2 separate regions of the Homo sapiens genome follow, and region 2 is linked to region 1. A link is a loop called in an ENCODE intact Hi-C map of the cell type or tissue named here. Cell type or tissue: K562. All regions are shown on one strand. Each heading gives the region's core, and the rest is flanking DNA. Links, peaks and the distances in the headings are about the cores only. Region 1 overlaps AFG1L (AFG1 like ATPase). Region 2 holds the start of AFG1L (AFG1 like ATPase).

Region 1 (16,436 bases), core at 5,706-13,705:
TGCCTTATACCCTTATACCAAGGTATCATCATTTCTTGTCTAGTGTGCTACAACAGCTTCCTAATATGTCTCCCTGCATGCATCATATTACTATACCCCATCTAGTAACCTATTCTCCAAACTACAGCCAGAAGGATATTTCCAACTCAGATCACATCAGTCCCTGCTTAAGATAAGCTTCAGTGGCTTAGCGTTTCTCTTAGAATAAAATCCAAAATCCTTATTACGCTAAAAGGTTTAGCTCTTTCCTCTACAGATCAACTTGTACCTTACTGCATCCTTCTCCCCCTCACTCTCCACTCTAGCCCCACTGGCTACCTCAAATGGGTCATTTCTCCAGCCACTCAGCTTTGCCTCAACCCTCTGCCAGCTCTTGTAGCAGTCTAAGAAGTTGGTTCTATTTTAAAAGATAGATAGATAGATAGATAGATAGATAGATAGATAGATAGCCAGCCAGCCAGCCAGCCAGCCAGCCAGATCAATCTGGGGCTGGGTGCAGTAGCTCACGCCTGTAATCCTAGCACTTTGGGAGGCCGAGGCAGGTGTATCACCTGAGGTCAGGAGTTCAAGACCAGCCTGGCCAACATGGTGAAACCCTGTCTCTACTAAAAATACCAAAAATTAGCTGGGCATGGTGGTGGGTGCCTGTAATCCCAGCTACTTGGGAGACTGGGGCAGGAGAACTGCTTGAACCCAGGAGGCAGAGGTTGCAGTTAACCAAGATCGCGCACTGCACCCCAGTCTGGGCGACAGAGCAAGGATCCGTCTCCAAAAAAAAAAAATTGTGACCTAAAAAAAGTTGAACGCATTTTGATGGCTGGAAAAGAGGACACTCTTCTTTATTTTCTTCTCCCCCTCCCACCTTTTTTTAATACAGTACTTTGAGCTGCTGTTTTAAGAAAAGGACGTTCTTTCTCTAGGACAGGATAGACAGAGATCAGTGATGACCATAAGGCAAAAAGATAGAAAACAATGTGTAAAAAGAGTCACAAAACCTAAGTTCTAGTCTTTGTTCTGTCATTCACTATCCATGTCATTTGTTTTTAATTTACTTATAATATGTAACTTTTTTGGCCTACGGTTCTATGAGTTTTTAGCACATGTAACCACCACTACAATCTGGATGCAGCAGTTGCATCCTGAGCCTGCCCCTTTGTAGTCAAACACCTCCTCACCCTGGACCTTGGCAATCACTGCTTCATTCTTCGTCTTACAGTTTTACCTCTTCCTGATATGCTTAGTCTCTCTGAGTCTTTTTCTCCACAAATAAAATTATACACACACACACGCACACATATACATGTCATCTTCATTACTTTAAAATATTAAGTTATTTATGATGATTGTCTGCTGTGGCTAAAAAACCTGGTCTGTGACAAGCATCCCATTCCTTCCACTGTTTATATTTAGAAAAGGCTTTCTCTAAGTTTGTCCAATTTTTGCAATTCCGCATCTTGAACTTACAGTCTTCTCCAGAAGGGTGGCTCCAGCTCAGATTTCTGCAGGCTACCCTGACACACCGGTAGCTTTGTTCACTCCTACAAAGCTAGGAGCTGCAAAACATTCCTTAATCCCTCCTGGTGGCTGTCCTTCCTCAGTTAGTTAACCACACTGCCATAGTCTGAGCAGCCTAATTATCCTTTCAGCAGTCTTTGCTAAAGGGCTTCCAAAATTGTTCTAGCTCTTTGCTATTTACGAGCATAGCTTGTCACTGAATGTCTAAAGGTAATACTGATGCCACTGTCAAATCAACACATCAGCTGTAGTAGAGACAAGTTTCACTTCCACCTAGATAGAAGATCTAATATTAAAAAGCTCACTCCCTTGGCTCATAGGGTGGCTAACACTAGTTAATCACAAGAATGCTGTATATAACATTATATGGATTTTAATAAGTACATCTGCAAAATCACTCATAATTCTTTTGTAGTACAATGGATGAGGTATGACTATAATTGTTTGAATAACTGGATCCAAAAGGTGTTGATTAGTTAATTGATGTCTTCCTAAGATAAGGCCTCCAGTGGTATGCAACAAGTAACTTAATTTAGTCCTATCTGATTTACACATTTTAATTAAGGAATGGCTAAAGACATAGAAATATGATTATCAAATGTATAAATGTCATAGTAGGGATAGCCAAAAAAAAATTATATTAGAATCATACTTCAAAAATACTTCAAACATACTCCATTTGCAAAACAAAAATAAATAAATAAAAACAAAAAACAAAAATAAAAATAAAAAATACTTCAATAAAAATCAATAAAATGGAACAACATAAGACTAATAAGCTGAAATGTAATAGAAGAAAAAGAAATCCACTACACAAACATAGAATGAGAGAGACCTAGTTTCACAGCAGGCTACATAGTAAGATCTGGGTCTGTTAGCAATTTAAAATTCAATATACACCATCAATGTGGCATAGCTTACTTTAAAAAAAAAGTTCCCACTATGGCATTACTCTTTTCAGACTCACTAATGAATTCCATGTTACTAATTGCAATGGTTAATTCTCAACCTCATTTTCAGCTTGTAGCAGCACTTAACAGAAGTAATCATCAATTCTTTTTGTACTACTTTTCTTTTCCTCACTTGACACTCTCCTGGTTCTCCTCCTACCTCACCAGCTGCTCTTTCCTGCCTCCTTGAGGACTGATAACTTCCAAATGTATATCTCCAGCCCAGACTTTTCCAATGAAGTCCAAACTCTTATATGTATCCCCCTTGTCACCACAGAAACCCCTACCTCCACCTCCCTAACCAAATCTGCTTTTTCTGTAGTCTTCCCCATCTCAGTAAACAGCAACTTTATCCTTCCAATTGCTCAGGCCAAAACCTTTGAGTTACTCTTGATCCCTCTCTCTTTTTTCATACTCTAGCTCCATTCCATCAGTAAATCCTGCTGACTCTGCCTATATAGTACATCCAGAACCTGCCCTCTTCTCACCACTTTACTGCTCCATCACCTCCCCTCCCCTTGGGATTGCTGCAGTAGTCTCCTAAAAGGTCTCCTTACTTCTAACCCTGAAACCCCATACCCACACTCTATTCTCAACACTGCAGCCAGAGAGATCTTTTTAAAACATGCAATCATCCAATGTTCATTCTAAGACTATTTACTGAGAACCATCTATGTGTAAGACACTGTTATAGGTGCTGAGAACACATCTGAGAACAGGAGAGATAAAAATCACTGCCCTCATGAAGCTTTTGTATCCTGGAAGGGAACAGACAATAAACTATAAATATAATAAATAAGTAAATTATATGGTAGGTCCATAGTGCTATGGGTAAAAGAGAGAGCAGGGTAAAGGGAAGCAGCACCAAGAAGAAAGGGATGTGTTGCAGGTTCAAACAGGGAGACAAGTCTAGGCTTCACTGGCAATGTAACTTCTGAGCAAAGACAAAGGAGGTGAGGGCTTAGCCATGCAGATATCTGGAGAAACAGCACTCCAGGCAGAAAGATGTTCCCATTAAGTCTCTCATGAAATATTTGTGGTTTCTTAGACCTTTAACTGAGCACGTGATGGGCTGAAAGATGCAAGATTTTAAAGTTGTTGTTTTTAATCTAAATATTACTTGTATTTTAATTTTTAAGTACTTTCCTAATAAGCCACAAGTGCTTTTTTAGAAATGATAATTTAAGTGAAGTATTAGAAACTATTCATGCAAGCAAGTTTTCGGTCTTTTTCTAAAATTTAATTATGAGTTTCGTCTTTCATTTGGTTGAGTTTCTTTTATGGGCCATAAAAAGCAGTCCAAAAGGCCTGCATTTTTTGCTAAGCACATATGACATATCTAATATTTAGGGAAAAAAAAAAACAAAAAAACAGCAAGTGCACCAAACATGGGAATCAACTGGATTTAGCTTGCTAAGGATACAAAACTTTTCAAATGCAAATACCAACTGATTTTTCAGATTAAGCCAGTTATAAAACTAATAATAAGCAAAGTCATCAGATTTATTAACACAATACATTTAGTTCAAAATTATGGATTTTTAAAAGCTTGTTAGTTTCCACCTAATTGGATGAGACTAGCACAATGTTTGTTTTTACCTTCCGGTGGCCTGTTGGATGTTGCCACAACGACGACCCCGTTTTTGAACAGATTTTCAAAAAGCTGTTTCAGAATCATGGCATCAGCAATGTCAGTGACCTATTGACAACAACACATTTGTTTTATTTTAATTTCACTTCTGCTGTAACAAATTTGCTAGTGGATCATCTTTTTTTTTAAGATGGAAGTAAATTCCAAGAGAAAAATTCTAATTATCATCATGAAGAAAAGAGTAGATAATTAAAAGCATGAAACACTGTATAGCAGTCTTTTAAACTTGACTCTTCTTTTTTGCAAGCCTATCATTTCTACACAAATTACCAAATGGTTCTATGATAACTTCTTTTATAGAACTACAGGTGGAAAGCATAGATAATTGTCCTAAACATTTAGGAAGTCTAATTAATTAGAACTAACATGACCAACACCCTCCTCCTCTTCCCACCCGCTTCCCACACCCCCTCAAAAAAGAGAGATGAAAAAATAATAATAATAAAATACACAGGCTGTTTGAGATTTCTAATACCTTTCTGGCAAAGGTCCCTGGAAAGGTGACTTTAAATGGTCATGGGCCTTTAGAAATAAGGACAAGTAGCCAGTGAGACATAATCAGCTGCTGTTGAAAATAGAATGATATGACATAGATACTATTGTGCAATTGTTGCACAAAACAATTCAACAGATGGCCCATCACAAAAATAAGCAATTTCATTGTTCTTTTTAAGTGCCTTCTATTACTGTCCATGAATAATCAAAAGGCACTGCAGTCACTTCCAGCACAGCCAGCCTCTGCTAACCTTCACAAACACAAATATTCCTTCTACCAAAAAAAAAAAAAACAAAAAAAACCACCTTTCAAGAATGGCTAATATAGTCCCTTAAAAAAATAACTTGTGACAATACAAGAAATGCATAATACAGATGAAACTATTCCATCCAAGTTAGGTTTATTGATCTTTTCTAAAATTATTTTTTAAATTCACAATTACGAAGTAAGCTTAATGATGTAACTTTTTCTAAAGGCTTTTAAAATTCACAAAGACAACAATTAAGAAGGGAAAGAAGTTGACTCCAAAAATAAATGTGTAATGAAGATTGACATCAATCATTGCAACTTCCCCTAAGTATATAATAACATGGACTTTAGATACTCCCAATGTAAAAATGTTTTGATCTTTCTTTGATAGCACATTTCAAATAATCTCAGTACAACTTGCTTTACATATATCCACAAGATATAGTACATTGTTATTTTTAAACCCCATTAGAGGACATAAAAATTGGTGAATTCTTTCAATTAAATCAAAATACTAAAAGTTACAAACCGAATGGTTATAATGCAATTAACAATAACCTGGGTTGCACAGGTCTAAATCACTTTTCTTTTTACAGCTAATATCTTCTTTCCCACCTGAAAACAACAAAACCATGAAATAGAGATGTACTTTTTTTTTTTTTTTTTTTTTGGCTGTCTCAGGTTATAACTAAAAAACTGCTAAAGATTCCTTACATTAAAAAGACTTCAGGAACTTCAAAATGGTGATTAAATGAAAAGGAAAGTGGTGCTGATATTATTTAATTTGGAGTTTAGGATCACTGTCAAATTTGGCTTCCGCAAAAACACTGACAGAGAAAGTCCTTTTCAAATGCTTGAACACCAGTGGCATTTCTGATGAGAGGACAGAACGAGCTTGCACATTTTAATAGCAACTGCACTTTTAAATTACATTGCCAATACACTGACTTTTTAAAAGAACAGTATCAATGAAAGTTTACCCGATTTTAGAGAATAAAAATGGTCATTTGACTGTATGATTAATGTCTTTGAAAAAAATGTAAAATAGCTTTTGTGCCCTAAGGTTTAGAAAACTGAAGGGACATTTAGCTTGTAACATAATGCAAAGGTTTAAACTGAAAGTTGAAGAAAGCAAACAGTAAAGGCTTGTAGTTGAGTTATAATTTGCTGTTTTTATATTTCAGAATGTTTTTGCCCTATCAGAGTAAATTAGCTTGGAGAAGCTATGACTAATTAATAAAGCAGGAGTCACTTGCTGTAGCCGGGTGCCAATGTATACTCTTTTGATCTTGTCCCCGCACTTGTTCGGCCTTGCCGGGGAACGGTAATTTTACAGTATAAGTGAACAGAAGACAATTGGCCACACATTCTTGGAGAGCTGGCTTTTTCAGTACCCAGCATTTCATTACCACCACGAACAAAAGAGAAGGCTACAGATTACCAATAAGGGTAGTCTGCTAATACAGAGAGTGGAGACATTTCATTAGCATTAAAGAGAAAAGATTTTTTTATAACCTAGAGTTGCTTTCCATTATGACTCACTTAAGTAAAAAAGAAAAAAAATCTAATGGTTAATTTACATGTGTGAGTGCTTGAGTCTCAGTCATCCACTGATTGGTACAGTGCCATATAATGAGTGACAAACATAAGCATGCATTATCAGTAATTAGGATTAGCACAAAAATAAGCACCTATTTTTTATTAGCAGTTTTTAATAGCTTTCTTCCTGCTTCATAAAAATGGTTAAACCTATTTTTTAAATGATATTGATAGCTGATAGAGGAGAATTTTGCATGATCTTCTGCTCATCAGAATTCTTTTTTTTTTTTCTGGACCCATATTAGTAAAACATCTATTTAGTGTCCCTCTCAGAAGAGATATGAAGAAATAACATTTTTAAAAATCAGTTTTCCTCACTAATCTGATGTCTTCAGAATCATAAACAGTTTAACATGTAACATAAATATTCCAAGAGGACATAATGAAGATCCTAAGGAAAACTCTGAAGATAAGCTATTATTTATTTCACCAACCAAAACACATGTTAAAAACAAAAAACAAACAAAAAAAAACTATCCAAACACATTTCTCAACCAAGGTAAGAATCGTGTATCTAACACCTCAGGTAAAACTGAAATGCGCCTACTTGAGTGTAGAGGGTGGGAGGAGGGGGAAGAGCAGAAAAAAGAACTATTGGCTACTAGACTTAGTACCTGGGTGACGAAATAATCAGTACAGCAAACTCTTGTGACACATGTTTACCTATATAACAAACCTGCACACACACCCCTGAAACTAAAAGTTAAAAAAAGCTGAAATTCTACACTTAGTAAGGAAGACCAAACTAATGAAGAGCATTCTGCAAGTGTAATCTGAATGCTTACCAAAACATAATCTTTAAAATTCCTTAAATTCAAGAGCACAAAAAAGGAGTATATCCATGTTTTTAAGCAGCAATAATTACCATTCGTCTCCCTAGTAAAATAAATATTATATTAATTAACACTACCTAAAGGCCAATAATAACTAGCTAAAAATCAAGGCTACTAATACGATTCCATTTTAAAAGTGAAGTGGTGATTGTAGATATACTGTCACTAAGAATAAAGTGCCTTAAAAACTCTTTTTTAATAAATCAGCAAGTATTGTACTAGGCTTAATAGGCTTAAGGATAATTTTTAGGTTCCATCACTAAAACATCTACCAAAACCCCACCCAGCTCTAGAATTGTATATTTAAACACATAATACAAGACTTTATATACTAAGGAAAATGTATAGCATAGCTGTTACTGGTAAACAAGAGCATTAGTGCTGGACTTAAACTGTTAGTTACCAGTTGTGTGACCTTGGTCAAGTTACTGAACCTCTCTGACCCTCAATTTCCTCATCAATGCAACGAAAGCAGTAATAATACTTACCTTGCAATATTGTTATGAGACATAAAGTAAACTCTCAAGAAATGAGAGACCATTAACTTTGACTATTACCTATGTATGGTATATATGCTAGTATTAATATAATTCTGTATTATTAATGTATAGCTACATAGAATTTTAGCTGTAGCTAGAATTATATTTAGCATTATACAGTTATTAAGAACACAGGCACATAGAAAAACACTCAATAAACAGTAACTAATATTATAGAACATATATAATAGATGGAATATAAGCATTCTAATAAATAAATGGGCAATACCTCAAATAGTTCATAAAAGATGGATTTAACAAGCATGTAAACAAACATGAAAAAAAATCAACCATATTATTTCCTAAAGGAATACAAATTAAAACAAGACACCATTTTTTATGTATTCAATTAGACAAAAATGTTCAGATAATTCAGAATGATGACAGGAAAAAATGTGGGTTGAAGTTATAATATACCTTGGGTTCTGTAAATGCTGATTTTGCTTGAGAAATGCTATTATATGTAAGGGGAGTGGGACTTAATATGGGAACCACTTCCACAGTTTTCATTTGGTATTAGATTCATTCATTCATTCATTTATTTATTCACTACTTATTCATTCATTCTCAGACACTGTCCTAGAAACCTGAGACATCAATTAATAAAGATTCATGCCTTCAAGTTTACATTCTGGGAATACAGATAAACAATAAACACAATAAATAAGTAAATTACATATAATATGTTAAAAGGTGATATATGATATGGGAAAAAAGGTGGGTAAGGGGCACCAGAAGTGTGGGGGTCAACGGTAAGCTGCAATTTCAAATAGGGTGTTAAGATGGGCCTTGTTAAGGAGGTAATTGAGCAAAGATATGATGAAATGAGGGAGTTCCTCTTAGGAATATGTTAGGGTGTGAGGGAAACCACACAGCAACGGTTGCTGCCTAGGCATTAAAAGTAGAACCCAATGGCTCAAGCCTGTGGCCAGAGATAAGAGCTTAGAGGCATAGCTCTTGCTTACAAGATGGGGCTCCTCACTTTTCCTGCTGCTTCCTTTACTTTAAATGAACCATTCAGGCTTTTGCTCACAAACATAGTTACCCCGTCCTATTCCTACATATATATAAAGTACACACATACACGCATGCTGCTAGTTGCCATACTCTCTCTCTCTGCCTGACTCTTCATTACTGCTTCCTGTGACCAGAGACGAAAGACTGGCCTTCTGACTCATTGCTCCCTCCCTGCCCAGCATCTGTAAATAATCAATCTTTGAACTTATTTTCTATTGTAGTGGTGTATTGATTTGCACCTTCCATCTGAAGAACCAGGGTCTGCGCCAGGCCAGGATTTTTCTGGGATGCCAGGAAGAACACAAGATCAGGCTCCCAGTGCCAGAGCAATGGTCAGACAGGCATAAACTGGACATAGGTCAGAGAAGAGCCACAAAGGCATATGCCAGTATAAACAAGTTTCCTGTGTGAGGGACCCCCTGGTCATGGGTCAGACAACCAGGCATTAGGCCATCCTCCAGGTGAAAGAAGTACCCTGTGAAAGGCATGCTGTAAACACCTATGTCCAGCTCCCTGCATTTCCTGTTAGGGCAGGGTTGCCAGCCGCTCTGGTGCTGGAACCCCAATTTAGCTGGGGGCTCTCAGAACAGAGGGACCACTCTGTGCAGAAAGAATCCCCAGTGCAAAGGCTCTGCTTGTTCATTATACATTGTGTGGATGGTGGGGATCAGAGTGCTGGTGCAGCAACATTTTGGAGTATATTTCAACCTCTTGAGTTTTAGGGAAGGGGGATAAGTAGAGATTTGGACTTGTGATCATCTAATTTTGGTGTATTGGAGAAACTTCTTTAAGACCTGTAGAAGACAGTTCAGGATACTGAAACTAGCAGAGATCACTTCTTCCCTTAGGGGGCACACTCTTGCCCTTATATTTTCACTTTCTCTGGCTCTGCTAACACTGGGTATATGCAGATATCAGCCTTTTCTTGCGTGCAGCAGTAATCTCCAAGATTCAAGTTGGAATTGTAAAGGAAATAAAAGAGCAAGACTATTAACATTTTTGCATTCTAGGACATTCAGGCCAAACTTGCTCAGGGGAATAGGGTCTCCCATGTTGTCAACTCTAACATACAAGAATGCTATATTATGCAATAATTGGGAACAGAAAAAAAATGCTACACTAAAATTTGGGATCAAATGAAAGCAATCAATTTGGTATTGTCTTGTTTTGTCATCTCTGTGCATGTTTTCTTCAGAGCCCTGCAAGAAATAAGTAGTTGGTATAATACCCAACTACTAACTGCGGTTCCTTAATCTATGAAGAAAATAGTATTGGGAACAGTAGGAAGCAATGAGTGAGGCTGAACCTGTAGGAGACAAGGTCAGAGAGGAAGCAGAAGGGTTTGAGCAAGGAAAATGACACTACCTTATATAACAGAATATTTCCCCGTTAGAGTACAAGCCCTTTTAAGTTGGGTTTTCTGTTTCCTGTGGCCAAAAGCATTCCTAGCAGATACCTCATCTTTCTCTTCCTGGGCTTTAGCTCACCGATTAATTCTTCCACTGGAGGTAAGAGATTTCATATTAAGGAAAGTGACATTTCCTCACAGTACTTCTTACCAATGTTTATGCTATCTTTTACAGATCATAGGGAAATACGTCTTCACATAGCAGATGGGAGCAAAATATGACTTGAATAGTTCTATTCTCATCAAGACTGTTTGTAAGAAATAGGCACTGGAGATCCAGCTGAAGAAAAGAGATTTACTTGAAACTCCAGGATGGGGACAATACTGATGGCACCTTATGGGAACTGGAGCTCCATTACTTTCTATATTTCTTTGTTTCTGTTTCATTACTAAGAAGAGCTTCCCTCTGTGCCATTTAGTTGAAATTCAATAGAGAGGGTCTACGACTGGCCCATTCGCCAAGCCACACCATACAAGTCCAAGGCTGCTGAGGAGATTGTGGATTAGCTACTTATAGATCAGCTGTCCAGGCATGGTCCATTTAGCTATGGGACAGATAGGGCCCTGTCCTGTGATACGGAATAAGGGCCTTCAAGGCATCCTTGAGATGAATAAGTCAATGAATGAATAAATATCAAAGCAATCTGGACAGGGCAGGCAATAACAGGGATCTCTATCACATCTGCTTTCTCTCCATCAGCAAGCAGCATTTTATAAGAGCCTGTCTCCCCTGGATCTCCCTTACACTCAACATGTAATCTGAAAAATCCTTTCTGTGGCCTGCATTTCTTTGCAAGACTCAGTTCATTTGGAACATTAGTGTTCTGACAGTTGTTTTTGTTTCCTTCTTTCTAGTTATATATCAACCTTTCGAAATCTAAACCCAATGGCGTATGTCAGTACAACCAGGCAGGTTTTTGGTAGGACTTCACTATCAAGGTGGCATTATGACTCTTGTAAGCCCTAGGAACTTTTACTTTCATAAGCCCCATCCTCAATTAAAAAAACATTACGACTATGTTGGTATAAGGACAAATATAATACAAAATAGACAGATACAGGCTGGAGTCATTATTGATATATTCATTTATGTCCACAAATTTTAAAAGAAATTATAATATTTTCTTGATCCCTAAAAGTATCATGAGCCCTAGACACTATGTCTGCTGCACCGACTGGGCAAGTTGCCCTGCTTGCTCTGTATCTTCTTCAGGATCATGTGCTTTGCACAGCCAGATTTTCATAGCATCCTAACCTTCTTAGTCTTGCCTTCCAATACGCTTATGCCATAAAAACATGCCAATCAGGCCGGGCTTGGTGGCTCACACCTGTAATCCCAGCACTTTGGGAGGCTGAGGCGGGTGGATCACCTGAGGTGAGGAGTTCGCGACCAGCCTGGCCAACGTGGTGAAACCCCGTCTCTACTAAAAATACAAAAAAATTAGCTGGGCATGGTGGCGCCCACCTGTAATCCCAGCTACTCAGGAGGCTGAGGCAGAAGAATCGCTTGACCCAGGAGGCAGAGGTTGCAGTGAGCCAAGATCACGCCATTGCATTCCAGTCTAGGCAACAAGAGTGAAACTCCATCTCAAAAAAAATAAAAATAAAAACAAAAAAGCCAATCATTTCTCTGAAAGTTTTGAAATCTACATTTTTAAAATTAAGGGTAATGATTTTTACATGATACCTAGGAAATTCTAATGCCTTTAGATTTCTCATCTCCATGTGGAGATATCAACTATTTTGCAGAATTAAATGAGATAAGGATGTAAAAACACATTGTAAACTACGGATCATTTTACAAAGGCTAGGTATTAATAAACCTCTTTAAAAATTTAACTTCAATACCTTAATCAAAATTGTAACTATGCCAGTTCAGTTTTATTTAGAGATATTTGGTTAAAAGGCTAGTAATGGAAAATCAAGAGAAATGGCCTCTATTGATTCACCACTGACTTTTGTTCTTGAAAGCAGCATAACTGTTAAGTCAGTGCTTTTTCAAACGACTCAATGAGGCCCTTCTCCTGCAAAACATTGATGTGGTTAGTATGCCTCTTCAGAGCGGCAGGAGAGCATCTGTTCTTTTCCATAAAGCCTTTACTTGGAAGACCTTTGCAGTTCCAAATACAAAGGTGAGTCCAGTCTGTCTTATTATGACTGAAGGCAGAAAGAAGCAAAGATCCCTCTTCCCCAGATGGTTTAGTGTAACAGCATTGCTGGTGAAAATTCTTTCCCCTCCATCATAAATCTAGACTATTGTTAGCTATGTGTACCAGTTGCTAAAGGAGACCAATCATGCATGCTTTGGGATAAAAGCATCTTGGCCATATCATCTTCCCACTAATCCAGATTATAAAACACAGAAGAACAGGAAATAACTCACTACCAATTTAAACGCATAATTTCAGAGAATCCTAAAACTAAGAGAAACTTTAAAAGTTCAACTAAGGCAATTCCCTCCCTTTATCACAGATACATATGTTGTGAGGCTTAAATGAGATGAATCACTTGTTCTTTATATAACACTTTTTAAAAATACTTAAACATCTTTAAAGACATTGTTTTATAATAATTACATTATCTTTGTGGTGTAGGGGAGATGTACAGTCATCGACCAAAATTTAGAGGTGGGCAGACTTTTTGTATAAAAGACTGAATAGTAAATATTTTAGGCTTTGCAAGCCATATAGGGTCTCTTTTGTACTTTCTTCTTTTTCTTCTTCTTCTTCTTTCAGCTACCTTTAAAATTACAAAAACTTGGCTGGGTGTCATGGCTCATGCCTGTAATTTCAGCACTTTGGGAGGCTGAAGCTGGAGGATCACTTGAGGCCAGGAGTTTGAAACCAGCCTGGGAAACATAATGAGACCTAATCTCTACAAAATTGTTTTTAAAAATTTGCTAGGTATGGTGCATGAGCCTATAGTTCCAGCTACTCAGCTGAGGCGGGAAGTTGAACCCAGGAGTTTGAGGTTATAATGAGCTTTGATTATGCCACTGCACTCCAGCCTGGGCCTCGGTGACAGAGCAGGACCCTGTGTCTTAAAATATGTGTGTGTGTGTGCACGTGCATGTGTGTGTGTATGTGTGTATACACTCTTCTTTTCTCACTAACCATAAAAAAACAGGAAGGTCAGATTTGCCCTGTGCAGCTGTGCAGGTTGTGATTTGCCAGCTCCTGAACTAGATAGTAAAATTGAAGCAGTAAGAGATAATGTGTCAAATCACCTTATAAACCAATGATAAAATCAGGAGCAAAATTTAAATCTTCATACCTCATTCAATATACCATTCTATATCTATGAAAAATCTCTACTTTACCTGAAATTCATCAAAACATAGGAGACATGCTTCTTCGCTGATTTCTTCGGCTATGGGAGCTATTGGGTCATATGATTTAGCCATGAATCCTGGTTTCCTTTTTGGCAAACTCTGTTTAAGGCGATGTATTCCTTAAATGCATGAAATTAAACACAGATGAAATATATTAGTACTTTTTAGACAATTATAACATATTTTTAAAATCTCTAAATGAAACTTTAGTATGGACATAAAATTAAGTTTAAACTCCATGTAAAATCAAATTTGATCATTGAAATTGTTTGCATTTTCTCTACAAAATAAGTTGGTTCAAATATTATTATGTTCTTATAGTTGTAAGGAAACTTCAAGGTCATTTCATTTCTACTCTTTAATCATTTCAGAAATGACAAGGTAATAGACAAGTGATTAGATGCATCAACACATCCACCTTAGTCCTTTATTTCAGGGATGAGAGCAGAGGATGTGATCCTGCCCAAGTAGTGCATGTTATGTCTAGCATATGCAATCGAAATGCACCCTTATCTCTAGCCTAATACACTAAGGCCAGTCCACTTCATTCATTATGTGTGTACTAAATGCTACAAGTATTAGAGGAAAAAAACACATGATTCCTGCTCTGGGGAGGTTACAGTGCAGCTGGTAAACAAATCATGCAAAAGTGAAATAACGTAAGATCACTAGCAAAGCAATAAAGCTTACATGCGTACTCAAACTGAATGCCTACATGCTAAGGTAACACAGAGTAAAGGGCCTAATCAAGAATCACTTATTTAAACAGGTGCATTTTTAACATTTTTTTATTGGCCCTTAGTAGAAACAGAAAATGCCTGAGCTTCATACAGCAATCTCTGTTCTCTGATTTGAAAGTATTAAATTGGTCTTAAGGACCAACTCTGGACACATTACTGACTGTTTCAACATAGCACAAAACAAATGGAACCAAATAAAATCTTACTGCAAGCAAAAATCTAATTTTTAAAGAGTATATGTTCATTCAATGAAGAAAACCATTTTGTAGCGTTTCCCCACTGAAAAAATCACTTCTTTCAGATCATTGCTTACTTTTGTGCACATCTAGCATGAAACCATGAAAATGAACCCGTTTTTTCCTCTTCATTTCCACATAAGCATAAAACATGTCCATCACCATTGTTTTTCCTGTACCTTAAAAATAAAAAAAATTTTAAGAATACTATTAAATAGTATGTACTGATTGCTGTAATGATTGTTCATTAGCTTTGAGATAATGAAACCATACTCTTCCGCTAGGAAGCTGAAGACTATGTCACTTCTTTAGAAGGGGGAGCTTACTTTGTATGTTAAACTAGCTAAAAATAAAATGTTAATATTACTCTTTTCTGTTAAAATCCTGTTTATAGGAAATACAACATTTAGTTAACATTACACGGGCTATTTCCCCCTGAAAACTATGTGCATAAACTGGCAAGATTTACAGTCTTCTCTTCCAAAAGACACTAGCATAAATAAAATAACTTAATTAAATATTTACTGGGTCATTACTATGCATAAGGAACTGTTTTAGGCACTATGGGAAAATTCAAAAATGAAAAATAAGAGGCTGGGCACAGTGGCTCATGCCTAAAATCCCAGCACTTTGGGAGGCCAAGATGGGAGAATTGCCTGAGCCCAAGAGTTCAAGACCAGCCTGGGAAACATAGCGAGACCCCCATCTCAAAACAAAAAAAAAAAAAAGAGAAGAAAGATGAAATATAAAGATTAGTATCTAACATAAATATTGAACATGAATCATATATGTAGATTAGAGCTAGAGAATTGTCAATTGTAACACTTCTATTTTTAAAAAGCTGAGAAAATAGATCTCTCAAAATAAAGCCTACTTGAGGAAATTCTGATACAGTCAATCCTTGTAATTAAATTATCTAATTTTCAACACTCTAAAACTTTTAATGACTACAATCGCATTAGTAGTAGAACCCTCTTATCTGAGAATTCAGTTACTCAAGGCCCACAATCAACCATAGTCTAAAAATATTAAATGGAAAACTCCAAAAATAAACAATTCATAAATATTAAATTGTGTGGCTATCCTGAGTAGCATGAAGAGGCCTCATGTCACCCCGTTCCATCCCACCCAGGACATAAATCATCCCTTTGTCTAGCATATCCACACTGTATTCACTGCCCTCTCGTTGGTCACTTAGTGGCCTTCTCTGTTAAAAACATAGTATATAGGCCAGACGTGGTGGCTCACACCTGTAATCCCAGCACTTTGGGAGGCCAAGGTGGGTGGATCACCTAAGGTCAGGAGTTTGAGACAGGCCTGGTCAACATGGCAAAACCCTGTCTCTACTAAAAGTACAAAAATTAGCTGGGCATGGTGGTGGGTGCCTGTAATCCCAACTACTCAGGAGGCTGAGGCAGAAGAATAGCTTGAACCTGGGAGGCGGAGGTTGCAGTGAGATCGTGCCACTGCACTCCAGCCTGGGCGACAAGAGAGAGACTCCATCTTAAAAAACAAAAAAACAAAAAAAAAACATAGGGTTCAGTACTATGTGAGGTTTCAGGCATCCACTGGAACTATCCTCTGTGAATAAGGGGAAACTACTGTAATTGAATATCCAACAGCCTGAGCATTTAATGCAGGTAGCATAAAATGCCTTATTCCCTCTCAGAAAGCCTAGGGCATTCGGGTCAGTGGCCCAAGCTCAGTTTGTACCTGGCATTCCTCAGTAAGCCAGGCTAGCATGTGCTAGTCCAGTCTCACATCCTCCCTGCTTCCCCATCTCCCACCACCACAAGATCACTTCCTGTCTAGTAATTCCTTTGCAATTACTAGAATCCAAAGGCACTTCAGAAAGTAGGAAGATCTAAGTCT
Region 2 (16,436 bases), core at 4,446-12,445, 66 kb after region 1:
TGTAACAGGGCACAATTGGAGAAACTGGTTATTTTACCAAGGTTTTGACTGGAGTGGTGTGCTTTCCTTTAAGGAATCAAACTTGACTTATAGCGCCAATAAAAGCTCCTTTGGAAACTGGCCTCGTATCTTGTCTACACAGTCCGTGCCCAGGGTTCCTGACCTGTAGTAAGTAAATAAGTAAAGTACAGGCCCAGGAGCCCCAAGTTATCTCGGAACCTCAAGAGAAGAGGTATTTACTCAACTCATAGGTATTTGAGGGTACAAACCCATGGCTGGGCTCGGCTTTAAAAAAAAAAAGTCTTATCTGAGATTCCTTCTATGGAACAGAGTTCCATCAAAGTCAATTTTAAAAGCCTATGTGAAAAATAATTATTTTTCCTGCACTTTATACAAATGTCAGGCCAAGTATAACAAAGCAAATCAGTCTTACCATGATTTGTCTTTAGTAAAAATGGGAGACCGGAGAGAAAAATTATGTTTCAAGAACTGTGGTATACCTGTTATTAAATTCTAGTCTCGGGCTGGGAGCGATGGCTCACGCCTGTAATCCCAGTACTTTGGGAGGCCAAGGCGGGCAGATCACCTGCAAGAGTTCAAGACCAGCCTGGCCAACATGGTGAAACCCCGCCTCTACTAAAAATACAAAAATTAGCAGGGCATGGTGGTGGACACCTGAAATCCCAGCTACTCAGGAGGCTGAGGCAGGAGAGTCACTTGAACCCAGGAGACGGAGGTTGCAGTTAGCTGAAATCATGCCAATTGCACTCCAGCCTGGGCAACAGAACGAGATTCTGTCTCAAAAAAAAAAAAAAAAATCTAGTCTCATCTGTTGTTTTTAAGGTTTTTCTGCAATTTAGACTGGCTCTGCTTATTCTTGTAAATCAATCAGTGATCTCTGGTTGCTACTCAGAAGAAACAAGAGGGATGGGTAATGTAAAAATCTGGATCAATATTCTAATCCTGGGCACATATTGGAATCACCTAGCAACCCCACATCAGCGTGGTTCCAACAGTTGCCCCGTTCATGGAAAGCCTTCTAAGTTCATTTACTTGGGATAATTTTATTTATTTTACCTTACTGTTGTGGAATATATTGCTATTGTACTCTTCATGAAGGAATGCAGGATAAGCTTACTCAATGTTCTTTTAAACTGAACAGTTATTAATCTTCTAGATATCACCTTTTGTCAGAACTCAAGAGTTATGAATGGCCCTTGCCATACCAACGCTTTCTGACTGAGCTCCTCTCTACCCTGAATACAAGAGACCCTAATAGTTAGGCAGGAATAGCATTGCCCCTATTCAGCCTGAAGAAGTTGCAGAAGATAGATCTTTGTTTCTCTTCAACACTTATTAAGGGTTCCCTTGTAAAAGGGAGTGGGGGGAAATGTCAGAGGCATTTGAACTCGAGCAACTCCATTTTAAATAAGGGCTGGGTAAAATAAGTCTGAGACTTGGTGGGCTGCATTCCCAGGAGGCTATGGCATTATTAGTCACAGGATGAGATAGGAGGTTGGCACAAGATACAAGTCATAAAGACCTTGCTGATAAAACAACTTGCAGTAAAGAAGCCAGGCAAAACCAAGATGGCGATGAGAGTGACCCCTGGTTGGCCTTACTGCTATACTCCCACCAGCACCACAAAATCCTCCATTATCATAAAGATAATCAGTCTCAGGGATAGGCATGACATTCTTTTCTAATATAATAAATATTAACAAAAATCCAAGAAACATGAAATAAGTTCACATAAAGATATTCATCTAATTGGATAATTAAAAGTAAGTTCAGGCCGGGCGTGGTGGCTCACGCCTATAATTCCAGCATTTTGGGAGGTCAAGTCGGGCGGATCACAAGGTCAGGAGATCGAGACCATCCTGGCTAATATGGTGAAACCCCATCTCTACTAAAAATACAAAAAATTAGCCAGGCGTGATGGCGTGCGCCTGTAGTCCCAGCTGCTCAGGAGGCTGAGGCAGGAGAATCGCTTGAACCTGTGAGACGGAGGTTGCAGTGAGCCGACATCGCTCCACTGCACTCCAGCCTGGATGACAGAGTGATATTCAGTCTCAAAAAAAAAAAAAAAGTAAGTTCAAACGCTATAACCAGTGAGTATTAAGGGAAACAGACAGTAAGTCCAAAGACAAATATTTTCTTAACTAGTAATATGTACTACTAATAAATTGTACCTTGGCAAGTAACATGTAAAAGAGAAACAAAATATGTATAAATAAACAAATAAATAAAAAATAAACTATACCAATTCATATATAGGAGGGTTAGTTCTACTCACATTAATACCTAATCAGGGGATGGGTCTGGTGGCTCACACCTGTAATCCCTGCACTTTGGGGGTCCAAGTTGGGCAGATCACCTGAGGTCAGGAGTTCCAGACTAGCCTGGCCAACATGGCGAAACCCTGTCTCTACTAAAAATACAAAAAAATTAGCTGGGCAGTGGTGGCACATGCCTGTAGTCTCAGCTACTTAGGAAGCTGAGACAGGAGAATCGCTTGAACCCAGGAGGCAGAGGTTGCAGTGAGCCAAGATTGCACCATTGCATTCCAGCCTGGGCGACAAGAGCAAAACTCCACCTCAAAAAAAAAAAACCCTAATAGGGAATAAACTCCTATGTATGTATACTAAAGAGATTGTGGAGTTAAATATGAATCATCATTTAATAGAGGCACCTAAAAATATAATATTGTTATATTGTCAGCATAATAAAAAGAAATCATAAGATGTGATCCTCATATTACCTTGCTTCTATGAAATACATTTAATTTCTAAGGCTAGCTTAAAGAAAATGGAATTTCAGATATGCTAATTTTTAGGTTTTAGAAAACCTATAAACATTTCCCTCCCTGGCTTCTCTCCTAGTCTCCTAAGACCACTCTATGAGGCCCCCTTCTTCTGCTCACAAAATGTCAAGTTTCCTCAAGCACTAGCCCTCAGCTTTTGCTTTTTCTTTTCTTTTCTCTTCTATTTTTAGAGACAGGGTCTCATTATGCTGCCCAGGCTTGTCTCAAACTCCTGGCCGCAAGCAATCCTCCTGCTTTGGCCTCATGAGTAGCTGGGATTTCAGGCACAAGCCACAGGCTCTTTTCACCCTACACATATATTCCCAGGCTCATTCTTCTATTCTCATGGCTCCCAATACCTCATATTTTCTTTCTTAGTCTCAGATCCCCAAGTGTCCTACAACTAACTAGACTTATTTACCTGGAACTATAATAAATGCCTCAAATTTAACAAGCCCCATATTGAATATCCCTCTAAAATCCTTTGGCCCTATCATTTAGTTTCATTTTTGTTTTGTTTCTTTTGATTACATTGCCCAAACTCAGAAACCTCAATTGCTTTTTTATTGTTTTACTTTTTACTTATTATGTCATTATTTCACCTGCAATAGGAAACCTAAATTTACCTTCACTCCTCCCTTTCCTTGTCTCTTCCAAGTATGTCCAAGTATGTTAATTTATTTTTTTTTTTTTTCTTTTTTGAGATGGAGTCTTGCTCTGTCCCCCAGGCTGGAGCGCAGTGGTGTGATCTTGGCTCACTGCAACCTCCGCCGCCTGGGTTCAAGCGATTCTCCTGCCTCAGCCTCCCAAGTAGCTGGGATTACAGGCATGCACCACCACGCCCAGCTAATTTTTGTATTTTTAGTAGAGACGAGGTTTCACCATGTTGGCCAGGCTGGTCTCAAACTCCTGACCTCAGGTGATCCGCCAGCCTCAGCCTCCCAAAGTGCTGGGATTACAGGCATGAGCCACTGTGCCTGGCCAAGTATGTTAATTCTATCAAAGAAGTGTCTCTGAATTCCCTCCCTCAGCTGCCCTGCTCTCCTTCACCACAGCAGTAATTCAGCCCCTAAACCACTCCCTAACACTCTATCTACTTCAGCTTCCTCCTAAATAATCACCCAGCTTCCAGTATTCTCCCATCCAGGCATTTCTGGTTTGTTTTTCAGGTGGCCACAAGAGAAATCATGCTAAAATAGATCTGATCACTTCTATTCCTGAGAAACTTCCACTAGTGTCCCACTGAGCTTAGACATCTTAACATACTGTAAGAGACTCTTCTCAACCACATCAGCCCACCTTTACAGCTTCATCTCTAACTGCTCTCTCAGAGACCATAAACCAATAAGGGCCATGTACAGCTCACATCCACACTTTTGCTAAAAATAAAAAATCTGGCCAGCCACAGTGGCTCACACCTGTAATACCAACACTTTGGGAGGCCAAGATGGGTGGATCACCTGAGGTCAGGAGTTCAAGACCAGCCTGACCAACATGTTGAAACCCCCTCTCTACTAAAAATACGAAAATTAGTTGGGTGTGGTGGCGGGCGCCTGTAATTCCAGCTACTCAGGAGGCTGAGGCAGGAAAATCGCTTGAACCCAGGAGGCAGAGGTTGCAATGAGCAGAGATCACACCATTGCACTACAGCCTGGGTGACAGAGCGAGACTCTGTCTCAAAAAAAAAAAAAAAAAAAAAAATTCTTCCCCTCTCCAAGCAGAGCTGCTTCCTCCTCTGCAGTCTTATAACACTTCAAACAGGCTTAGATCATGGTACAATATGTTATTAATGTTCACTGTTACATTAAAAAGCTAGTACAAATAGCAGTTAAGTTTGTGACTCTGAAGCAAAAACACCTGGGTTTAAAATCCAAGTTGGGTGACCATCCTTGTTTATTCATCTATAAAATAAAGACAATAATTTTTATAGAGTTTTATGAAGATTAAATTATGAAACAGAAACTGCAAGCAAAGTGCCTAGAACACAGAAGGGGCTCATCAAATGCTGGCTACCATAATTCCATATGCCTCTCAAGACTATGGGCTATTCAAGGGCTAGAACTCAGGTTCATTCACTTTTCCTTTTTTTTTTTTTTTTTTTTTGAGACAGGTTCTCACTCTGTCACCCAGCCTGCAGTGCAGTGACGCCATCTCTCTCAGCTCACTGCAGCCTCGACTTCCTGGGCTCAAGTGATCCTCCCACCTCAGCCTCCCAAGTAGCTGGGACTACAGGCGTGCACCACCACACCCGGCTAAGTTTTGTATTTTTTATAGAGAGGGGGTTTTGCCATGTTGCCCAGGCTGGTCTCAAACTCCTGAGCTCAAGTGATCCTACTCCCTCAGGCTTCCAAAGTGCCAGGATTACAGGTGTGAGCCACCACACCCAGCCACATTACACTGTACTAAATAGTAGACTTCAAAAGATGAAAAATGAAGGTAAAATAGAAATGTACCCCCCCAAAAAAACAGGAAAGGGATAGAAAATCGATTTGTAAATCAGACTCTGAATACTGAACAAAATTTCAACTAAAATTTTCCTTTTATTTAAAGATGGGGGCAGGGCACCATGGCTCACGCCTGTAATCCCAGCATTTTGGGGGGCCGAGGCTCCGGATCACCTGAGGTCAGGAGTTTGAGACCAGCCTGCCCAACATGGTGAAACCCCATCTCTACTAAAAATACAAAAACTAGCCAGGCGTGGTGGTGGGTGCCTGTGATCTCAGCTACTAGGGAGGCTGAGGCAGGGAGAATTGCTTGAATCCAGGAGGTGGAGGTTGCAGTGAGCCGAGATTGTACCATTGCACTCCAGTCTGGGAGACAGAGCAAGGCTCTATCTCAAAAAAATAAATAAATAAACAAAATAAAAATAAAGAGGGGAAGGGAGCGTCCTTAGATACAATTAAATGGACCTCTAACCTAACTGCATTTTCATCAAATCTTCACACCCAGAATTGGCTAAATTTTGTGTATTGGAGAAAGTGTGAGTATAGATTAATAGCACAGCCTTCACTTGAATCCAGTTCTGACACTTACTAGCCATATAACTTCAGCAACCTTGGATTCATGATCTCCAAAATGAGGATAATGAGGAATAATAAGATAATGTATGTAGAAAGTACTTAGTATATTGTATGACACAGAATAAGCATTCAGTGAATTTTATATGTTATAATGATGCTCCTTAAATCTTTAATGTTCATAAATCATGGTATATACATAGAATGGAATACTATTTTTAAAACTTAAAACACGAGGCAGTTCTATTCATATGAAATTGATATGGTATTGATATGGAATGATCTCCAAGCTACTAAATTTAAAAAGAAATTAACAATTAACAGAATTAACTGCTGTATACACAAAACAATGTGTACAGCATGTTACTACTTCTATTTTTTTAATACCATTATCTATATATGTATATGCTTATACATACACAGAATATATCTGGAAGAATACATAAGAAACTAGTATCACAGATTGCCTCTGAGGAGAAAAACTAAGCAGCTAAGGGATAGGGATAGAAAAAAGCCTTACATTTTGCCATATTCTTTCTTGCACCTGTTGAAATTTATAGCATTTGCTTTTATTGACTACCAAAAATGAAAAATAAAATTTATATTATAATCCACAGCTTACACTACCAGAATATTCCATTATATCTTTATTTATTTATTTACTTTTAACGACTACTCCAGCAGATCAGGGCTACCCCCAGGCAGTGTGTGGAGCCTATTCCATTATACTAAATGCATTATGCTAATCTTTGCAGAAAGACGTAAGGTGACCTAATCAAAGTTCTAGTATTAATTTCAACTGCATTGATGATAAGGGTCAAAGATTGTCATATTTTTAGCTAAATTAATAAATAATCTATTAAGGTATATACCTTATTAAGGTCTATCAATCTATTAAGGTATATTACAGGGGTTGCTTGGATTTGAGAAAAAGGAAAACGAGTATGTGGATGAGGGAGACAAGGAGAATAATTTCATTCATTCATTCACTCAAAAATCATATTTGCACGTCAAGTACCAATCATTGCGCTAAGTGCTTAGGAAACAATGACACAATGTCCTTGCCTTTGAAAATCGTGCAGTTTAGTGCGAATACATGAATAGAGCAGTAAAACTGGCACTCTTGGTTACTCAGAATATACATTCATTCATTCATTCATGAACATATAACTGAATGAAGGAAGCCAGGGAGAAAGAAAGCCCGGTGACAAAATAATTCCACTGAAGCCCCTAGTGACTTGAAAAGAACACCAAGAATCGATCCCTCAATCTGAGAATGTGTGTGGACCTTCCTTCCTAGAATCACGAGAGACATCAGGGCCTGCAGAGGTCCCAGGCGCGGCTCTTCCTCCAGTGCCCGTCAGTCACCAGCCCCGAGAGCTTGGAAAACGCAGAGGGTAGGGGTCCCCAGGCCCCAACCCCACACCTGCATCTCTTCAAGCCAGGCACTCCCACTAGGTTCAGCTCTCTAAACGTCCCGGAAGGAACAAACTCTGAGTCAACCTCTGACCCTCAAAATGAAAGTCACTCAGGGTCATTTCCCTCAGTGCTCAGGGCTCATTCACAGACAGTATAAAAGGTCAAGAGAAATGGAAACTCCTCTCGAGGAGCCCTCAGCTTCGTGAAAGCAGGAGACACCTGGGGTAGATCGGACAGGGAGGGTAATCCCAGAGGCTTCTCCAGTCATATGCAGTCGGCTCGGACTACTCATGGCACAGTCACTGACCTTTCCAAAAGGGCTTCCCAGGGGCGGTGGCCAGAGGAGCGAGAGCGGCGGCCCAGGCCCCGCACCCAACACATCTCCCTCTCAGCGGGCTCTGTGCTAAGGGGCGCAGGGTAACCAAGAGCGACCAGGAGGCCGCCATCTTGAACTCCGTACGAGGAGAGGAAGAGGAAAACTTTATTGGAACCCAGAAGAGAGACGGTGGCAAAGTCAAACCCCGCCGTGCACGCTGAAGGCTCCACCCGAGAGAACCAAGGGATCAGTTAGGGAACGTGACCTCCAGTAGCCACATGGGCGGGCTGCACTCCCGTGCCCTCCCGTCCTTCCGGACGCTGCCAGCCGGGACTACGACTCCCAGCATGCAGTGGGGTGGGGCGGGGTGGAACGGAACAGGCAGCTCCAGTCTGGGCAGTGGGAGGGAGGGCGATTCTCCGCCCGGCGCTGGCGGCCGGCCGAGGAACCCGAAGTTTTCAAGGAATTGGGAAGTGATTATGACGGGTAGGCAGGTAACCACTCTTGAGCCTTTTAAGTTAGCTCACATGACCGAGATTCCGAAACCTGAATAAAATGGAGGTGACCCAATGGGCCCTCGGGTTTTAACGGAAGAGTGGTGTCACTTCGTCACACCTCCCTAAATGGTAGGCCCATTTTTTATTTTATCTCCAGCGTCCAACTCATCTTTGACGAGTACCTGAAATGTGCGCCTACCGCTTTCCCTTTTCGTATTTGAATAATATAAATGGTACGCACTCAAATGTTTTGAAAGATTGTATAAGTGGCATGGGAAAGCCAAGGGCCTAAGAAGGACTGTCGGTGGACGGAGAAGTCATGGGACAGTGTATCCGAAGGGTAACTTCTCATTGATCTGCCCTAATTTGATTAAACAATAAATGCTTTGACATACTATAATAAGCGAATTAGGAGTACAAATTGCTGTCCAGAAGAGGCTGGCAATCCAGTAAGCGAGATGAATTCCAGAAAAGATAATACAGGCCGGGCTAGGTGGCTCATGCCTGGGAGGCCCAGGCAGGAGAATCGCTTGAGCCCGGGAGTTTGAGACCAGTCTGGGCAACATAGCGAGATCCTGTCTCTGCAAAAAATACAAAACTGGGCATGGTGGCCTGTGCCCTGTAGTCCTAGTTACTAGGGAGGCCGAGGTGGGGGTTGCGTCCAGGAGGTGGAGGCTGTAGTGAGCTGGGATTGTGCCACTGCACTCCTGCCTGGGAGACAGAGTGAGTCCCTGTCTCAAAAAAACAAAAAAAAAACAAAAAAAAAAAAAAAAAGAGAAGGCCCGGCGCGGTGGCTCACGCCTGTAATCCTAGCACTTTAGGAGGCTGAGGCAGGCGTATCACCTGAGGTCAGGAGTTCAAGACCAGCCTAGCCAACATGGTGAAACCCTGTCTCTACTAAAATACAAAAATTAGCCGGCATGATGGCAGGTGCCTATAATCCCAGCTACTTGGGAGGCGGAGGCAGGGAGAATCGCTTGAATCCGGGAGAGGGTGGCTGCAGTGAGTCGAGATCGTGCCACTGCACTCCAGCCTGGGCAGCTGAGCGAGACTCTGTCTCAAAAAAAGAAAAGAGAAGAGGAGGGGAGGGGAAGGGGGAGTGAAGGGGAGGGGAAGGGGGAGTGAAGGGGAGGGGAAGGGGGAAGGGGGAGGGAACAAAATACAAAGACTTTTAGAATAAATTTTTTTAAAAATAAAGATAATTCAGTGTTGTGGAATCAATGAGAGAGCAGTTTGGCTGGTAAATCAAAAAGGCCTTCTAAAAACTCAACTTTTGTTTTTTTGTTTTTTGTTTTTTTTTTTTTAAGAGAAGTGGCCTCACTATGTTGCCCAGGCCCAAGTGCTGTGGCTATTCACAGACTCCATCATTGTGCATAGTAGCCTTGAACACCTGAACTTACATGATCCTCCTGCTTCAGCCTCCCCAGTAGCTGGGACTACAGGTGCCAACCACCATCCCAAGCTTTAAAGCTTTTTTTTTTTTAATTTTTAAAAACATGGACTACTTCACGAATTTGTGTGTCATCCTTGCGCAGAGATCATGCTAAAAGATAATTCAGTGTTGTGGAATCAATGAGAGAGCAGTTTGGCTGGTAAATCAAAAAGGCCTTCTAAAAACTCAACTTTTGTTTTTTTGTTTTTTGTTTTTTTTTTTTTTAAGAGAAGTGGCCTCACTATGTTGCCCAGGCCCAAGTGCTGTGGCTATTCACAGACTCCATCATTGTGCATAGTAGCCTTGAACACCTGAACTTACATGATCCTCCTGCTTCAGCCTCCCCAGTAGCTGGGACTACAGGTGCCAACCACCATCCCAAGCTTTAAAGCTTTTTTTTTTTTAATTTTTAAAAACATGGACTACTTCACGAATTTGTGTGTCATCCTTGCGCAGAGATCATGCTAATCTCTGTATCGTTCCAATTTTAATATATGTGCTGCCAAAGCAAGCACTACAAGCTTAACTTTTAAGAGATAAAGACCTTCCAAGAACAGGGAATACAGTGAAGTCAGGCAGGCAAGAAAGTCTGGAGTATAGGAAGGAGAAACTTCAGTTGTGTGAAAACAAATGAAAAGACTACACTAAGAAGAACTCTAGGAAGTCAGACAGTTGGTCCACACTAGAAGAGGGATTCCAAAGAAACAAGAAAGAGAAAGTGTAGCACGGTATAATAATTTAGAGACGTCTCTACCAACTTGGTCAAATCATTCATGGAAAAAATTATTTTGATTGTATCTGTCAAAATAAGCCAATTTACACGTACTATTTATCTTCTCTCTGTAATTCCACTGCCTGACATGACAAACTGTTCTTCCATACTATGGTGATTTTTTTTTTATTTTGTTGCTAATTTTTGGTGTGACACTTTGTGAAAGACCTTTTGAAAAATCTGATTGTTTCTCCCTTGACTTGCATATGTATTTATCACACTCAAAAGACTCTCAGAGAGTATTTAGATTTCATTATGTTTGCTCCGAAAAATCACTTGCCTTGGCCAATGAAATTATCCTTTATTAGAAATTCCAACAGCTTAATAATTATGGAGGTGATATAAGCACTCATGGATAATTTGATGCCAAAGAAGACCTACAGGAAATTTTCACATGGTTGTGCAAGTAGAAACTTAGGAAATTAACTTTATTTTGTACAAATGTAAGCTAATTTAGAGGGAAATAACTTAGATTAACTTAATAACTTAGATTGTAATTGATGTATTCAATTATATTATAATTGATGTAGTCAAGAGAATGACCAGAAGACTAAGTAGCCATTGTAAACCATTTTATTAAAACATTAATCCTGCTGTTCCTGCAATTCCTAAAACAAATTAAACAAAATAATTAGCCTGAAAAAATTTTTTAACATTGTCAGGAAAACTATTTGAAATAAGTCATAAAATTACAAGGTATTTTCTTGTCCTTATTTAAAAAATCTTCCTAGAGAAAATGGCAAGTAGCTCTGGCATCTAATATTAAGCATAAAACCAAACTAAAATAGTCTAGAGAAGGACAAATACAATGAAAGAAATGAGGAAATAAGAAAGAAAGTGGTCAATAGAAAACATACTGAGTCAGGAGTTATATTTCAGCTCTGATTTTGTCACTAATTCAAGCTCTCTCTGTTTTTCTTCTTTTTCTTTTTTTTTTTTTTTTGAGACAGGGTCTTTCTCTGCCACCCAGGCTGGAGTGCAGTGGTGGGATCTCGGCTCACTGCAACCTTGACCTCTCTGGCTTAAGAGGGCAATCCTCCCACCTCAGTGTCCCGAGTAGCTAGGACCACAGGCATGTGCCACCATGCCCGGCTAAAATTTTTACATTTTTTGTAGAGACAGGTTCTCCCCATATTCCCCAGGCCCCTCAAGTGTTCCTCCCGCCTCAGCCTCCCAGTATACTGAGGATATAGGCTTGAGTCACCACGCCCAGCCTGTTTTTCTTATCTATAAAATTAGGGTGGTTTCTATGTTGGCTACCTCACAGGTTTTGTGAGAATTAAATGAGATAATATATACAGTATACACAAACTGTTAATCAGAAATTATTGTAAATAGAAATTGAGAAGAATAATATCCAAGCCTAAAATAAGGAACAGGACCAGCACCATGGCTCATGCCTATAATTCCAGCACTTTGGGAGGCCAAGGTGGGAGCATCACTTGAGGCCAGCCAGCCTGAGAAACATAGCGAGACCCCATCTCTATCGATTGATTGATTGATTGATTGATTGAGACAGGGTTTCACTCTGTCACCCAGGCTGGAGTACAGTGGCATGATCTCGGCTCACTGCAGCCTCTGCCTTCCAGGCTCAGGTGATCCTCCTACCCCAGCCTCCCTAGTAGCTGGGACTATAGGTGCACGCCATCATGCCCAGCTATTTGTTTTGGTATTATTAGAGAGGATTTTGCCATGTTGCCCAGGGTGGTCTCAAAACTCCTGGGCTCAAGCAATCCACCTGCCTTGGCTTCCCAAGGTGCTGGGATTACAGGTATGAGCCACCTTGCCTGGCCAACATTTTTTTAAATAAAATAAAATAAGGGTATGCCTAGGACAACACAGATTCATGATATCCAAGAATCGTAGAAATAAGGAATGCACTCTAAGGTTGAAAACAGTGGAAAAAAATTTTTTTGAGTCAGGGTCTCACTCTTGCCCAGGCTGGAGTGCGGTGGCATGATCTCAGCTCACTGCAACCTCTGCCTCCTGGGCTCAAAAAATCCTCCCACCTCAGCCTCCTGAGTAGCTGAAACTGCAGGCATGCCCCATGCACTCACCTAATTTTTTGTAGGGATGGGCTTTCACCATGTTGCCCAGGCTAGTCTCAAACTCCTGGACTCAAGCAATCAGCCTGCTTCAACCTCCCAAAGTCCTGGGATTACAGGTGTGAGCCACTGTGCCCAGCAGAAATTTTTAAGTAGAAGAAAGTGCTACAGAACATCAAGTAGCAAATTCACGAAACTCATTAAAGGCAAAAGAAAAATATTTTTCAAGTAGGATCTAAATAAATGAGATGGTAATTCATAATAAATATGGGTGATTGGGATTTTCCATTTCCAGGTTCATGAGGTTGCCATTTTAGAGGATGCCATTGAGCCATTGACAGAGACAGACTGCAGATGGAATAGGCCATTGGCATGAAGCAGCCAAGATACCATTTCACCATTTCCTCATACTCTTTCTTTTTTCTTTTTTTTTTTTTTGAGACAAGAGTCCCACTCTGTCGCCCAGGCTGGAGTGCAGTGGTGCGATCTCAGCTCACTGCAAGCTCTGCCTCCTGGGTTCATGCCATTCTCCTGCCTCAGCCTCCAGAGTAGCTGGGACTACAGGCACCTGCCACCAAGCCTGGCTAATTTTTTGTGTTTTTAGTAGAGACAGGGTTTCACCGTGTTAGCCAGGATGGTCTCGATCTCCTGACCTTGTGATCCTCCTGCCTCAGCCTCCCAAAGTGCTGGGATTACAGGCGTGAGCCAGCGCACCCGGCCTTCCTCAATACTCTTGTTCCTCTTCTTGTAGCCACCTCCCTAGGGAGGAAAGGACCTAGTAATTGATTCCCACTTCCACCACTTCGTCTGTAGCCTTCTTCATCTCAGTAGATGGCAACACTGGCCTTCCAGTAGGTCAAACCATTTATCACAGGAATCATCCTCTGCTTTCACCATTCACTCTCACCTTACACCCAGTCCTTCAGTGAATTTTGTTGGCTTCATCTTCAAAATTATCCAGAATTCCATCATGTTTCACTGCCAGTACTGCTACCACCAACTCTGATCCAAGTCACTATCATCTCCTTCCTGGATTATTGCAGTTGCCTTGTCACTGGTCTCCTTGCTTTCACTCTCTACCCCTACAGTTTGTTCTCCACACAGGGGAATTGTCTGTGCAAAAATTATAACTGTGAGAAAATTATGACAGTGAAAGATCTGACCGACTTGATCTTGCTTCTAACCTCCAAGCTGTCCTTGTTCATTTCTGGGTATAGGCTGAACTAACTTTGGGAGGAATTTAGTTTATAGTTTAACTTTGAAGGATGATAGCCCTTTTCCAAAACAAACCCTTTTCTTGCCTGGGGACCAGACTGCCTTTGTAGGACTAACAGATTAGCTACAAGATTAGAAATTATGGTTTAGGAGTCATGCAGCTAGAGGCCACAAGATCTAAACCTCCCCAATTGCTCCTAGGGATAACATCACCTGTAAAACCTAAGATTGATGCTGGAGATATTTTTCAGACCCTGATGGATTAGCTGGTGCCACCCAGATCAATCAACTGGCTCATCTAGTCTTGTGGTCCCCACCCAGGAACTGACTCAGCACAAGAGGACAGCTTTGACTCCCTTTGATTTCATTTCCAGCCTGATCAATCAGCACTCCTGACTCCCTGGCCCCCTGTCCACCAAATTATCCTTAACCCCAGTCTCTGAATTTTCAGGGAGACTGATTTGAGTGATAGTAAATCAATCAGCACTCCTGACTCCCTGGCCCCCTATCTACCAAATTATCCTTAACCCTAGTCTCTGAATTTTCAGGGGACTGATTTGAGTAGTAATAAAACTCTGGTCTCCTGTTCAACTGGCTCTGCATGAATTAAACTCTTTCTCTAATGGCAATTCCCCTGTCTTGATAAATCGACTCTATCTGGGCAGCGGACAAAATGAAACCATTGGGCGGTTACAAGAGCCATATATAATTTCTAAAATTCTAAGTTGCATCATTACTTTCCTGTGTTTAATACCTACTAGTGGCTTACCCTGCCACTCGGTTATCAAAACAGCCTATGAGGTCTCATGATGAGGGTACCAACTACCTCTTTGATCTCATCTCAGACCATTCTCCCGTCCCATCTCTGTCCATGCACGTTGGCTTTCTTGCTATTCCTGGAACTCACCAAGCCAGCTTCTCACTCCTGAAGCTTCTGCATGTCCTGTTCCTTCTGCCTGGGATGCTCTGCTCCAAAATATCTACTTGGCTCACTTCCTCTTGTCTTTACTTCCTTATGACACCTTCTTAGTTAAGGCCTTTCCTAACTACTATCTATATGAAATTACAATCTTGCCCAGCACTCCTTTTCTTTCTTCCCAGCTTTATTTTCTCCACAACAGTTACTACCATCTAGCATAATATGTACTTTACTAATTTATTAGCTTATTACCTGCTCTTACTACTCTTCCTAGAATCTAAGCTCCCTATGGCAGGGATTTATGTCTGTTTTGTTCACTGCCATGTCGCCAGGGCCTATAGTAGTACCTAGGTTATAAGGAACTCAAATGTTTGTTAAATGACTAAATGAGTAGTCTTAATACAAAATTTATTTTCTATCTGCAAAAAGAAAAGATTACTTTACCTTCTTCATGAAATAAGTGATGCTTCTAAGATTTTGAGCCCATTTTAATTTTTTAAGTAAATTTTATTGTATATGTTTGAGGTTTGCAAAATGATGTTATAGGATACATATAATTGTAAAATGGTTACTATGGTGAAGCAAATTAACATCTGTCATCTCACAGTTATTTTTCTGTGACAAGAGCTGCTAAAATCTACTTATTTAGCAAAAAATCTCAAATACTGTGTAATTTTATTAACTATAGACTGCTTACAGATCTGCTACTTTGTATCCTTTGAATTACATCACCTCATTTCCTCCCCTGAACCTCCAACCTCACCCCAGTAACCACCGTTTTATTCTCTATCTCTGTATGTTTGAACTTTTTAAAATTTTAAGCTGAGTGCAGTGGCTCCTGCCTATAATCCCAGGACTTTGGAAGGGTGAGGCAGGAGGATACCTTGAGCCCAAGAGTTCGAGGCTGCAGTGAGCTATGATCATACCACTGCACCCTAGCCTGGATGACGGAGCAAGATCCCATCTCAAAAATAAAATAAAACAATTAAGGCCAGGCCGGTGGCTCATACCTGTAATCCCAACACTTTGGGAGGTCGAGACAGCTGGATCGCTTGAGCCCAGGAGTTTGAGACCAACCAAGGCAACATAAGGAGACCCCCACCTCCACAAAAAATACAAAAATACAAAAACTAGCCAAAAAAGAAAAAAGAAAACTAAAATAGATTCCACACATAAGTGAGACCATTCAATATTTTTATTTCTATGTCTGGCTGATTTCACTTAGCATAACGTCCTCCAGGTCCATCCTACAAATAGCAGGATTTCCTCCTTTTTTAATGCTAAATAATACTCCAGGCTGGGTGCGGTGGCTCACGCTTGTAATCCCAGCACTCTGGGAGGCCGAAGTCGGCAGATCACCTGAGGTCAGAAGTTCGAGACCACCTGGCTAACATGGTGAAACCCCATCTCTACTAAAAATACAAACTTAGCCGGGCACAGTGGCACATGCCTGTAATCCCAGCTACTCGGGAGGCTGCGGCTCGAGAATCGCTTGAACCCGGGAGGCGGAGGCTACAGTGAGCTGAGATCGCACCATTGCACTCCAGCCTGGGCAATCAGAGTGAAATTCCTTCTCAAAAAAATAAAATAATACTCCAGTGTGTGTGTGTGTGTGTGTGTGTGTGTGTGTGCACGCACGTGCTACATTTTCTTTATTCATTCAACTGTCTATGGACACAGGTTGTCTCCACATCTTGGCTATTGTGACTAATGCTGCAAAGAACATGGGAGTGCAGATATCTTTACGAGGAGGTGGTTTCATCTCCTTTGAGTATACACCCAGAAGGGAGATTCCCAGTTTATATGATAGTTCTGTGGTTTTGAGGGGGTTTTTTTCTTTTTCTTTTTCTTTCTTTTTTTTTGAGACAGGGTCTCACTTTGTCGCCCAGGCTGGAGTGCAGTAGCACAATCTTGGCTCACTGCAGCCTTGACCTCTGGGGCTCAAGCAATTCTCCCTCCCACATAAGCCTCCCAAGTGGCTAGAACTACAGGTGCGCACCA

Evidence for each region. Peaks named below come from ENCODE experiments on the same cell type or tissue, not always from the same donor. Only the 100,000 strongest peaks of a DNase experiment are listed, where the experiment ranks them.
Region 2: a loop joins it to region 1, with 7 times the contacts of the local background. A loop is called at or near these places in 2 of 110 quality-filtered maps.

The regions. Positions count from the first base shown.
Region 1 is chr6:108,353,961-108,370,396 of GRCh38, reverse strand. It overlaps AFG1L (AFG1 like ATPase), which reads right to left. Exons shown (of 13, transcript NM_145315.5): 4 at 14,642-14,743; 5 at 13,577-13,707; 6 at 4,065-4,164. Among named protein-coding and RNA genes, the nearest start is that of AFG1L, 67 kb to the right of the region's middle. RefSeq lists an enhancer at 4,480-5,022. In K562, for the core only: a CTCF peak has its summit at 9,688; a DNase peak (open chromatin) is centred at 8,736; H3K4me3 peaks cover 344 bases.
Region 2 is chr6:108,286,329-108,302,764 of GRCh38, reverse strand. AFG1L (AFG1 like ATPase) reads right to left here and starts at 7,711. Exons shown (of 13, transcript NM_145315.5): 1 at 7,547-7,711. The coding sequence starts at 7,685. It also overlaps the pseudogene RNU6-1144P. RefSeq lists enhancers at 7,370-7,859, 16,093-16,192. In K562, for the core only: a CTCF peak has its summit at 7,830; DNase peaks (open chromatin) are centred at 7,364 and 7,904; H3K4me3 peaks cover 2,313 bases.